Regions from separate parts of the Homo sapiens genome. Here region 2 is linked to region 1. Evidence: read pairs that join two places in POLR2A ChIA-PET (ENCODE). Cell type or tissue: OCI-LY7. All regions are shown on one strand. Links, peaks and the distances in the headings refer to the core of each region. The heading gives the core; the rest is flanking DNA.

Region 1 (5,386 bases), core at 85-5,084:
ATGTGTTTGGCACAAGTGGACAGGCCACTCCCTCTACCAATAACCATGTTCTATCCCCAACACTGACAGAAGCAAAGTCTTCACTGGAAACAGGCACTGGAGCCCCAGAATCAGGATGGCACTCAGGTGGCTGCTATTACCCAGAAGAAATAAGGAGACATTTTACCCCATATTTTGCCACGTATCTCATACCTCCCCTAAAATCAATCCTGACCAACTGGTAAACAGACACTGAATCCACTGGCAGAAGAACAGGAATTCTCAAACCAGAGATTATCACTTTTACAAACTAGAAAAACTACAAGGGAAATAAACACTACAAAAATGAGAAACTAAATATCTGAAGAAAGAGTTGCAGGAATAAACAGAATCAAAAATATTCTCAGAGGTAAAATCATAACTCATCCATAAAAAAAGCTACCATAGAGAAAAATCAAAAATTAAAAAACGATTGCCAGATGTGTGTGGCTGCAAAAATTAACACGATAAAATTATATACAACTAAATAAACAACGTACAAAAGAATCCATGCAAAACTGTTTCTATTTATTTTTCACCTTTTATTTTTATTTTTAGAGACAGCGTGTTGCTCTGTTTCCCAGGCTGGAGTGCAATCACAACTCAATCACAACTGACTGTAACCTTGAACTCCTGGGCTCAAGCAATCCTCCTGCCTCATCATCCCAAGTAACTACGACTACAGGAACACAACCATGCCAGCTATTTTGGAGAGACAAGGTCTCACTGTGTTGTCCAGGCTGGTCTCCAACTCCTGGCCTCCAGCAATCCTCCCACTTTGGCCTCCCAAAGTGCTGGGATTACAGGCCTGAGTCATCATGCCCAGCCAAAATTGGCAAAATTTAAATACAGTTTGTCCATGTTAATTTCCTAATTGTGGGAAAGAATGCTCTGAAAACCAAAAAAAAGGGACAAACTACTACATATTTAATATTCATGAATCTCAAAAATAGGGTGAGTAAAAGAAACCTTGCACAAAAGGCTACATACTATATTATTCCATTTATATGAAACTTTTGAAAATGCAAACTGGCCGGGCACAGTGGCTCAAGAATGTAATCCCAGCACTTTGGGAGGCCAAGGCAGGCAGATCACCTGAGGTCAGGAGTTCAAGAGCAGCCTGACCAATATGGTGAAATCATATTGTACTAAAGTATGTACGTATGTACTAAACATATGTACTAAAAATACAAAATATTAGGCTGGGCGCAGTGGCTCACGCCTGTAATCCCAACACTTTGGGAGGCTGAAGCGGCCGGATCACAAGGTCAGGAGTTCGAGATCAGCCTGACCAATATGGTGAAACCACGTCTCTACTAAAAATAAAAAAAATTAGCCGGGCGTGGTGGCACATGCCTCTAATCCCAGCTACTAAGAAAGCTGAGGCAGCAGAATCGCTTGATCCCAGGAGATGGAGGCTGCAGTGAGCCGAGATCACACCACTGCACTCCAGCCTGGGCAACGGAGTGAGACTCCATCTCAAAAAAAAAAAAAATTAGCTGGGCGTGGTGGAACGCGCTGAAATCCCAGCTACTTGGGAGGCTGAGGCAGGAGAATCACTTGAACCAGGAGGCAGAGGTTACAGTTAGCCGAGATCATGCCATTGCACTCCAGCCTGGGCAACAAGAGCAAAACTCAGTCTCAAAAAAAAAAAAAAAAAGGAAAAGAAGAAAAAAAAAAGCCGGGCGTCGTGGCTCATGCCTGTAATTCCAGCACTTTGGGAGGCTAAGGCGGGCGGATCACCTGAGGTCAGGAATTCAAGACCAGACTAGCCAACATGGCAAAACCTCGTTTCTACTAAAAATACAAAAATTAGCCCGGTGTGGCAGTGCATGCCTGTAATCCCAGCTACTCGGGAGGCTGAAGCAGGAGAATCACTTGAACCCAGGAGGAGGAGTAAATTTCAATGAGCCAAGATTGCACCACTGTACTCCAGCCTGGGCGACAGAGGGAGACTCCGTCTCAAAAAGGGGGAAAAAAAAAAAAAAGGCAAGCTAATCATTTTTACATCTGAAAGCAAGCAAATCATGGGCTTGAGAGCTGGGGTTGGACTGCACAGGAGGAGGGAAAAACTCTGGTAACCCAACTCTTGTTTGGGGGTAAAAGGGGTGTGTGTGTGTGTGTGTGTGTGTGTGTGTGTGTGTGTGTGTGTGTCTATACACATCTGTCGAAACTCATGGAACTGTATATTTTAAATGGATGCAGTTTATTGTATGTAAATTACAACATTAAAGACGCTGTTATAAAAGAGAAAAAACAATTGCTAAAATAAAACTTGACAGATATATTTAACAGCAAAATGGGCACAGAAAAAACAAATAGAAAACAAAATTAAAAGATTATCCCCAAATGCTTTTCAAGTATGAAAGAAAGGTCAATATAGTCAATATAGAGAAAATGGAACCTGGCTGGGTGCAGTGACTCACACCTGTAATCCTAGCATTTTGGGAGGCCGAGATGGGAGGATCACTTGAAGCCAGGAGTCCAAGATCAGCCAGGACAACACAGCCAGACCCCATCTCTACTTTAAAAGAAAAAAAAAAAACTAGGCCAGGTGCGGTGGCTCATGCTTGTAATCCTAGCACTTTAGGAGGCCGAGGTGGGTGGATCGCTTGAGGTCAGGAGTTCGAGACCAGCCAGGCCAACATGATGAAACCCCACCTCTACTAAAAATACAAAAATTGGCTGGAAATCGCTTGAACCTGGGAGGTGGAAGTCGCAGTGAGCCAAGATTGTCCCACTGTACTACAGTCTGGCCACAGAGTGAGATTCCGTCTCAAAAATAAAAAATAAATAAAAAATTAGCCAGGCGCACACCTGTAGTCACAGCTACTTGAGAGGCTGAAGTGAGAGGATAGCTTGAGCCCAGGAGGTCAAGGTCGTAGCAAGCTATGACCATGCCACCGCACTCCAGCCTGGGTAACAGACTGAGACTCTGTCTCTAACTAAAAAAAAAAAAAAAAGAGAGAGGGAGAGAATATAGAACCAGAAGGACCAACATCTTATGTTAGTTCCAGAAATTTCCTTGGGGAAAGGGAAGACACCAATCATCAGGTTACTCTAAGGGCTGAACAGTGTTTATCGGTCAGCAGAGAAGGGGAAGACAACTTAGACACATCCTATTGAAATTTCAAGATATCATAAGGAAAAAACTGAATTCCTATAAAGATACATAAATCACATAAAAGTCAGTATCAGACTTTTCATCAGCAGCACAGATGCCAGAAGACAACGGAGCACTGGCTTCAAAGTTATAAGGAAAATGATTTTGAAACTTATATCCAGCCAACCAAATAAGCTTTCAAGCGGGAGTGCAAAAACAATTTTCACATATGTAAGGGATCAACTTTACTTTTCAAAGACCTTCTCTAACATAATTGGTAGATGAATGCCATAATTTTAAAACATCCAAGAGCTTTAAGAAACTTTTTTTTAATCCAAGAGCTTTAAGAAATAAACAAAAGTACTGACTTTTACAAAAATAAGCAATCTGAAACTAAAATACTTACATGATTTCGACATAGGAAGTTGAAGAGGGAAGAGAAGGGAGAAGGAAATGAAAGCAAGCAGCAGTTCTGTCTTGTTGGAAAAGGGAAGAAAAGATAGATTCTGATTAATTCTACACAAGAATATAGAAGTGATAGTTTAAATGTGTCAAAATTTAGAGGTAACTCCAGAGGAGAAAAAAAAAATGACTTTCACATTAGAAAAAAAATAAAGCAATCAGTTCAAAAAAGCTGATTGACAAGAAATGGGGAAAAGTACAGTAAATACAAAACAGCCAGGTGTGGTGGCTCATGCCTGTAATTCCAACACTTTGAGAGGCCAAGGTGGGTGGATCACTTGAGGCCAGGAGTTGGGAGACCAGCCTGGACAACACAGCAAGACCACATCTCTAAAAAAAAATTTAGGTATGATCACGTGCACCTGTAGTCCCAGCTACTCCAGGGGCTGAGGCAGGAAGATCGCTTGAGCCCAAGAGTTTGAGGCTAGTGAGCTGTGATACAGCCACTGTACTCCAGCCTGGCAGCAGAGCAAGATCCTACCTCTTAAATAAATAAATAAATAAATAATAAAGCCTGTAATCCCAGCACTCTGGGAGGCCAAGGCAGGTGGATCACTTGAGGTCATGAGTTCGAGACCAGCCTGGCCAACATCGTGAAACCCCCATCTCTACTAAAAATAGAAAAATTAGCCAGGTGTGGTGGTGCACACCTGTAACCCCAGCTACTCGGTAGGCTGAGACAGGAGAATCGCTTGAACCCAGGAGGCAGAGGTTGCAGTGAGCCAAGATCGCACCACTGCATTCCAGCCTAGGCGACAGAGCAAGACTTCATCTCAAAAAAAACTTAAAAATAATTTAATAAATAAATAAATGATGGGAATGACTGCACTTATCAGTAATCACAAATAGGTCAAATTTCTCTTCTAGACTGAAGAGGAAATTCTGTGAGCTTAACCAGGAATTAGGAGAGAAAAGGAGAAATTCAAGTATATGTTGATGTAAAAAGATACCTCAAACAAGATTATACAAGTAAACTGAAGGAAAAATGGTAAATCACCCACAATGGAGTCACACCATGAGGAGGAGTTGAATGCTTTGAAAGATGAAAATGGCATTTAGTCAAAAGTATTACACATTATAAAAATGTTAAGCACTCTTAAGCACCTCACTAGAGATGAATACTAGATAGAGCAGCTGATTTACATTTAAGAGCCATAGTACAGTAAAGGTCATACCTTGTTTCAAGACCAGTGTTTCATTTGGCAAAGAGCTATGCTCACATTACAAGAGGTGCCCCTCCAGACAATCACGCCCCTTCCTTTCCCTACAGGGGAAAGGAGAGTCACCATTCTCATCCCTATACTCACTCATAATCATATAGTTACTGACGGAAACACTGGGTAGAATCGCTGGCACCATTCACTTAACTCACTTGCTGAATTTATACACTTGAATTTAAATGACTAAAATAAATGCCTGGAGAATGCTACTCCACTGTATCAAGCAAATGTTAACAGCAAGCAGATACAATACTAGCAGACCAAACAACACAAACAAAAAAGCATTAAGAAGGGACAAAAAAAAAACTCTCTCATGTGCATAAAAAGTACAACTGATGGGCCAGGCACAGTGGCTCACGCCTGTAATCCCAGCACATTGGGAGGCCGAGGCAGGCGGATCACGAGGTCAGGAGATCGAGACCATCCTGTGAATGGTGAAACCCCGTCTCTACTAAAAATACAAAACATTAGCCGGGCATGGTGGCAGGTGCCTGTGGTCCCAGCTACTTGGGAGGCTGAGGCAGGAGAATGGTGTGAAGCCGGGAGGCGGAGCTTGCAGTGAGCCAAGATCGCAGCACTGCAT
Region 2 (5,386 bases), core at 210-5,209, 56 kb before region 1:
CTTTTAATAATCAAGCAAATAAGTAAAGTGATAATGAAAAAATAATGATATGTACTTAATTTTATCCTTTTGTATCTTTTTTTTTTTTTTCAAGATAGTGTCTCACTCTGTCACCCAGGCTGGAGTGCAGTGACATGAGGCTCACCAAAGCCTCAACCTCCTAGCACAAGTGATCCTCCCATCTCAGCCTCCTGAGTAGCTGGGACTCTAGACACCCACCACCACACCCAGCTAATTTTTTTATTTTTTGTAGAGACGAAGTCTCAGTATGTTTTCCAGACTGGTCTCCAACTCTTGGGCTCAAGCAGTCCTCCCAGCTCTGCCTCCCAAAATGCTGAAATTATAGGCATGAGCCACCACACCCAGCCTTATCCTTTTTTATAATCAGCCTAACAGGCCGGGTGCAGTGGCTCATACCTGTAATCTCAGCACTTTGGGAGGCCAAGGCAGGCGGATCACTTGAGGTCAGGAGTTCAAGACCAGCCTGGCCAACAAGTGAAACACCATCTCTACTAAAAATACAAAAATTAGTTGGGTGTGGTGGCACACGCCTGTAGTCCCAGCTAATCGGGAGGCTGAGGCATGAGAATCGCTTGAACCCTGGAGGCAGAGGTTGCATTGAGCCAAGATTGTGCCACACTCTACCCTGTCTCAAAAAAATAAAAATTAAAAAATTTAAAAATAAGCTAACAAAGCAAAGAAATTAGGATCTGTTACACTAAAATTGAATTATCATGTTTAATCAGAAATGTTCAAACATTTCTAAACTTCATTTACTAGTCATTGGTACGATTGTTTTTTGTTTTGTTTTGTTTTGTTTTGAGATAGAGTCTTGCTCTGTCACCAGGCTGGAGTGCAGTGGTGCAATCTTGGCTCACTGCAAGCTCTGCCTCCCAGGTTCACGCCATTCTCTTGCCTCAGCCTCCCGAGTAGCTGGGACTACAGGCGCACGCCACCACGCCCAGCTAAATTTTGTATTTTTAGTAGAGATGGGGTTTCACCATGTTGGCCAGGATGTTCTAGATCTCTTGATCTTGTGATCCGCCTGCCTCAGCCTCCCAAAGTGCTGGGATTACAGGCATGAGCCACCGCGCCTGGCCAATTTTTAAAATTTAATCATGAGGTAAGGAGCTTTCCTTTGTGATGATCCTAATTTGTTACCTTTAACACTTCAAATGGTAAATTGGGATTTAACAAGTCTTTGCAGTTAATCTAGAGATCTGTGGAGTCAGCTCCTCCAGAATTACCCTAGCTCATTTTTTATGATAACCTAAGCTCTCCAGCACCTTCCCAGGAGGTTCTTCTGTTCTCCAGAGAGCTCCCTCCAGTCACCACCACTGGACTCATCAGAACCATAGGAAGACTATAACTTAGGTCTAAACAAGACAGTCACTACCAACCACAGTCTTACACAGGATTGTAGTATAGAATGTGCTGACTATGGTAGGGCTGTGAACAGGGCACTACTGGAGCACAAAAGAAGGGCATCTTACCTTGCTAAGAAAGATCCTGTTTTATAATGAATTATATAATATTCTAATTTATGTTTGTTCATATTTTTTCCCTGATGGTTATTTGTTGTGTTTGTTATATCTCAAACACTCAGAATCGTGCCTGGCACGATATTAAGCACTCGATAAGTATTTGCTGGGTGAATGAATGAACGGTTCCCTAGTAGGAAGTCATTAGATATGCCTAAAACTAAAAAATCAAGAAGTACCAACACAGGCAAGTTATTTAGAAACATGAAAGTCAGGATCAAAATAGTGAGCTAAAGGGGGAAAAAATGGGTTATCTCTTGAGAAGAGGGCAGAGGACTGCTGATTTTTTGTTATTAACCCTGTAGAGCCACATATGACAACATATGTAACTTGGATAAAATTATAAACAAAAAATAGAGGGGTGATGCATACCCCAGTTACCCTGATTTGATCATTATACGTTGTATGCTTGTATCAAAATATTACATGTACCCCATAAATAGTACAATTATTGTGTATTATGTTTTAATAATACTCAAAAATAAATTTTGAAGAATACAGGGAAATTTTGGGGCTACAGTTATTATGAGGTCATGAACCAAGATAATGACAGTAGATCTAGAAAAGATGTTGTGGTTGTAAGAAATACTTGGGAGGTGAAAATAAACAGAAATTAATGACTGGACATTAAGGACAGAAGGGGTTTAGAATCTTTCTTGGACTTCTGGCTTAGGCAGCTGGGTAGATAGCAATCCCTTCCGAGAGATAGAAAATGAATGGGCACATTTTAAGTGAAAAGATGATAGATTCCATTTCAGAGATGGGGGTCTGAAGATGTTTAATACTTAGTTGGATGTGTAGCTCTAAAGCTTGTGAGAAGTCTGATCTGGAAATAGGAGGTCATGTAATTAATAGGTAGAAGCTGAAGCCAGGAGTGTTGCCTAGAGAGAATGTGTATAGTAAAATAAAATGGGCCCAGGGCAGAATCCTAAGGAAACATTGATATTTAAGAGGAGCCCTTAAAAGAGACTGAGAAGGGATAGCAGGAGATAAGAGGAAAATCGAGGCTGGGAATGGTGGCTTACGCCTATAATCCCAGCACTTTGGGAGACCGAGCTAGGTGGATCACCTGAGGTTAGGAGTTTGAGACCAGCCTGGCCAACATGGTGAAACCCCATCTCTATTAAAAATATAAAAATTAACCAGGCGTGGTGTCACATGCCTGTAATCCCAGCTACTCAGGAGGCTGAGACAGGAGAATCGCTTGAACCCAGAAGGTGGAGGTTGCATTGAGCTGAGATTGCGCCACTGCACTCCAGCCTGGGCAACAGAGCAGACTCCATCTCAAAACAAACACACACAGGGGCACAGAATATTGTGAGAAAGATGCCCTACAAGTAGTGTTTCAATGGATTGAGTCAATTATGTCAGCTGCCAACAAAGAGGATAACAATTGAAAAGTTCACATTACATTTGACAATAAGGTTTTGCATCCTTAATCTTTGGTAGAAAAATTTCAGTAGCATAGGGAAAGGGATGGTAGAGGCTATAATGGGGCAAAACCTGGCTAGTAGGTGAAAGTGGATACAAGGAATATAACTCTGTCTTTGAAGAACCTTGGCTGGAAAAGATTAGGTTGAGGGGAGGAGTTGCTGTAGAATCAAGGAAGTATTTTAGTGCTGGGTTTTTTTGTAAGATAGAGATTTTGGTATGTGTATGCATATATTAAGGAGAATGAGCCAATTGTGGAAGATTTATAAGAAAGAATAAATCATAGAGGTGAAAAGAGACACACATAAGAGAGATAGCAATATTATTCCTAAGCAGGAGAACACCTTTTCCTAAGACAGAGATGAGGGTAGCTGTAGAAAACAAAATATATTGTAGCCATGTGGAGCTGGGAGTGAGAAAGCTTGCATACATCACAGCCCCCTTTATTTGTGTAGTAAAAAATTGACAGTTGAAAATTATAGGGGAGGAAGTGATAGGGTAACACTTAAAGAGAGTGGCAAGGGTTTGAAAGAACCACTGCATGAAAGCTTAGGATACTGAGCATGAATAGATAGAAGGATTAGAGAGCAATGTGGAGAATCAGGCTGAGACTGGAGACCACAAATTTGCAGTGGCCATAAGCTACACGGTTTTATCATTTCTCTAGCACTGTTCAGCATTGTTAATCATGCCTTCTTAAATACTTTTTAGATATCTATTTAGCAGTGCAAAATAAAATAGTGCAATGTAAAATATTAGATAATTAATGGGAGTTAGAGTAATGGAGGAATCAAATTAACTTCATAGAATGAAGTTAATTTAAGGGAGAACTTTCTAGAAGGGATGAATTTTGAGCCACAGATGGAAGAAAAAGGTGAGCACAAATTGATCCATGCTGTAGCTGGAAGTAACAAGTTCAGTTTTGGGAAAACATGCAGATCTAATTAAAAGATTCAAACAAGCAAAATGAATTAACAAATAAAGCCTCATTTTAATGACTTCTAATGGAATTCATTTTATTTATTTTTTATTTTTATTATTATTATTTTTTTTTTTTTGAGACAGGGTCTCAGCCTGTCACCCAGGCTGGAGAGCAATGTCATGATCATAGCTTACTGCAGCCTCAACCTCCCAGGCTCAAGCAATCCTACCTCAGCCTCTCAAGTAGCTGAGACTATAGGCACACGCCATCATGCCTGGCTAACTTTTTTTCTTTTTTTGAGACAGTCTTGCTCTGTCACCCAGGCTAGAGTACAGTGGCATGATCTCAGCTCACTGCAACCTCCGCCTCATGGGTTCAAGCAATTCTCCTGCCTCAGCCTCCCGAGTAGCTGGGATTACAGGCGTGTACCACCATGCCTGGCTAATTTTTGTATTTTTAGTAGAGACAGGGTTTCACCATGTTGGCCAGGCTGATCTGATCTGGAACTCCTGACCTCAAATGATCCACCCGCCTCGGCCTCCCAAAGTACTGGGTTTACAAGCATGAGCCACTGAGCCCAGCTGATGCCCAGCTAATTTTTCAATTTTTTGTAGAGACAGAGTCCCACTATGTTCCTCAGCCTGGGCTTGAGTGATCCTCCCACCTCAGCCTCCCAAAGTGCTGGGATTACAGGCATAAGCCACCATGCCCGGTCCATTTTATTTCTTTAGGTGAAAATAGTTTCTTTATGTGAAAATGGTATTTTTTCATGTAAAGAAATAAAATGTAAAACAAGCAAAAACCCTATAAGGATATAGATTATTTGAACTACATAATTAATAAACTTATGAGAAAGCTATAGCTTTAAATTCATATATTAGGCAAGAAAGACTAAAACCAATGAGCAACGTTTTCATGGAGCTAAAATAAAAGGCCAGTTAAACCCAAGAAAAAATAAAAGGAAGAAAGTAAAAAAGCTAAGCACGATATCAATGAACTAGAAAATAAATGTATAATAGTAAAAATTATTGAGACCAAAGCTGGTTCTTTGGAAAATTAATAAAATTGTTAAATCTCTAGAAAAACTAATCAGGAAAAAGAGGAAAGAAAATATACATTATAAAATATAATTTACTAAAATATAAATTACTAATATCACTAATGAAAAAGGGACATTATTACAAATCCTATAAACATTAAAAGGTCACAAAGAATATTATGCATTTATGGCAATAAACTTGAAATTTTGGGTGAATTACATAGATTCCTAACAAAAAAAGAGGTGTATCAAAACTGACACAAGAAAGGGCATTTATTAAAAAAAAAAAAACACACACACAACTTAACATTGTACTTTCTGGTAATAGACGGAAAGCTTTCCCCTAAGATCAGAACACAATAAGAATGCCCACTTTACCACTACTGTTCAGCATTGTACTGGAAGTTCTAGCCAGAACAATTAGGCAAGAAAAAGAAATAGAAGGCATCTAAC

The links. Peaks named below come from ENCODE experiments on the same cell type or tissue, not always from the same donor. Only the 100,000 strongest peaks of a DNase experiment are listed, where the experiment ranks them.
Region 2: POLR2A ChIA-PET joins it to region 1 with 6 read pairs; 10 of 35 experiments call an interaction of 5 or more read pairs at or near these places.

Annotation. Positions count from the first base shown.
Region 1 is chr20:3,899,759-3,905,144 of GRCh38, reverse strand. The region is part of intron 1 of PANK2 (pantothenate kinase 2); the gene reads right to left. Among named protein-coding and RNA genes, the nearest start is that of PANK2, 13 kb to the right of the region's middle. In OCI-LY7, for the core only: no CTCF peak of the experiment used is centred there; no DNase peak of the experiment used is centred there; H3K27ac peaks cover 1,794 bases.
Region 2 is chr20:3,956,102-3,961,487 of GRCh38, reverse strand. All of the region lies in intron 2 of RNF24 (ring finger protein 24), which reads left to right. Among named protein-coding and RNA genes, the nearest start is that of MIR103B2, 41 kb to the right of the region's middle. In OCI-LY7, for the core only: no CTCF peak of the experiment used is centred there; no DNase peak of the experiment used is centred there.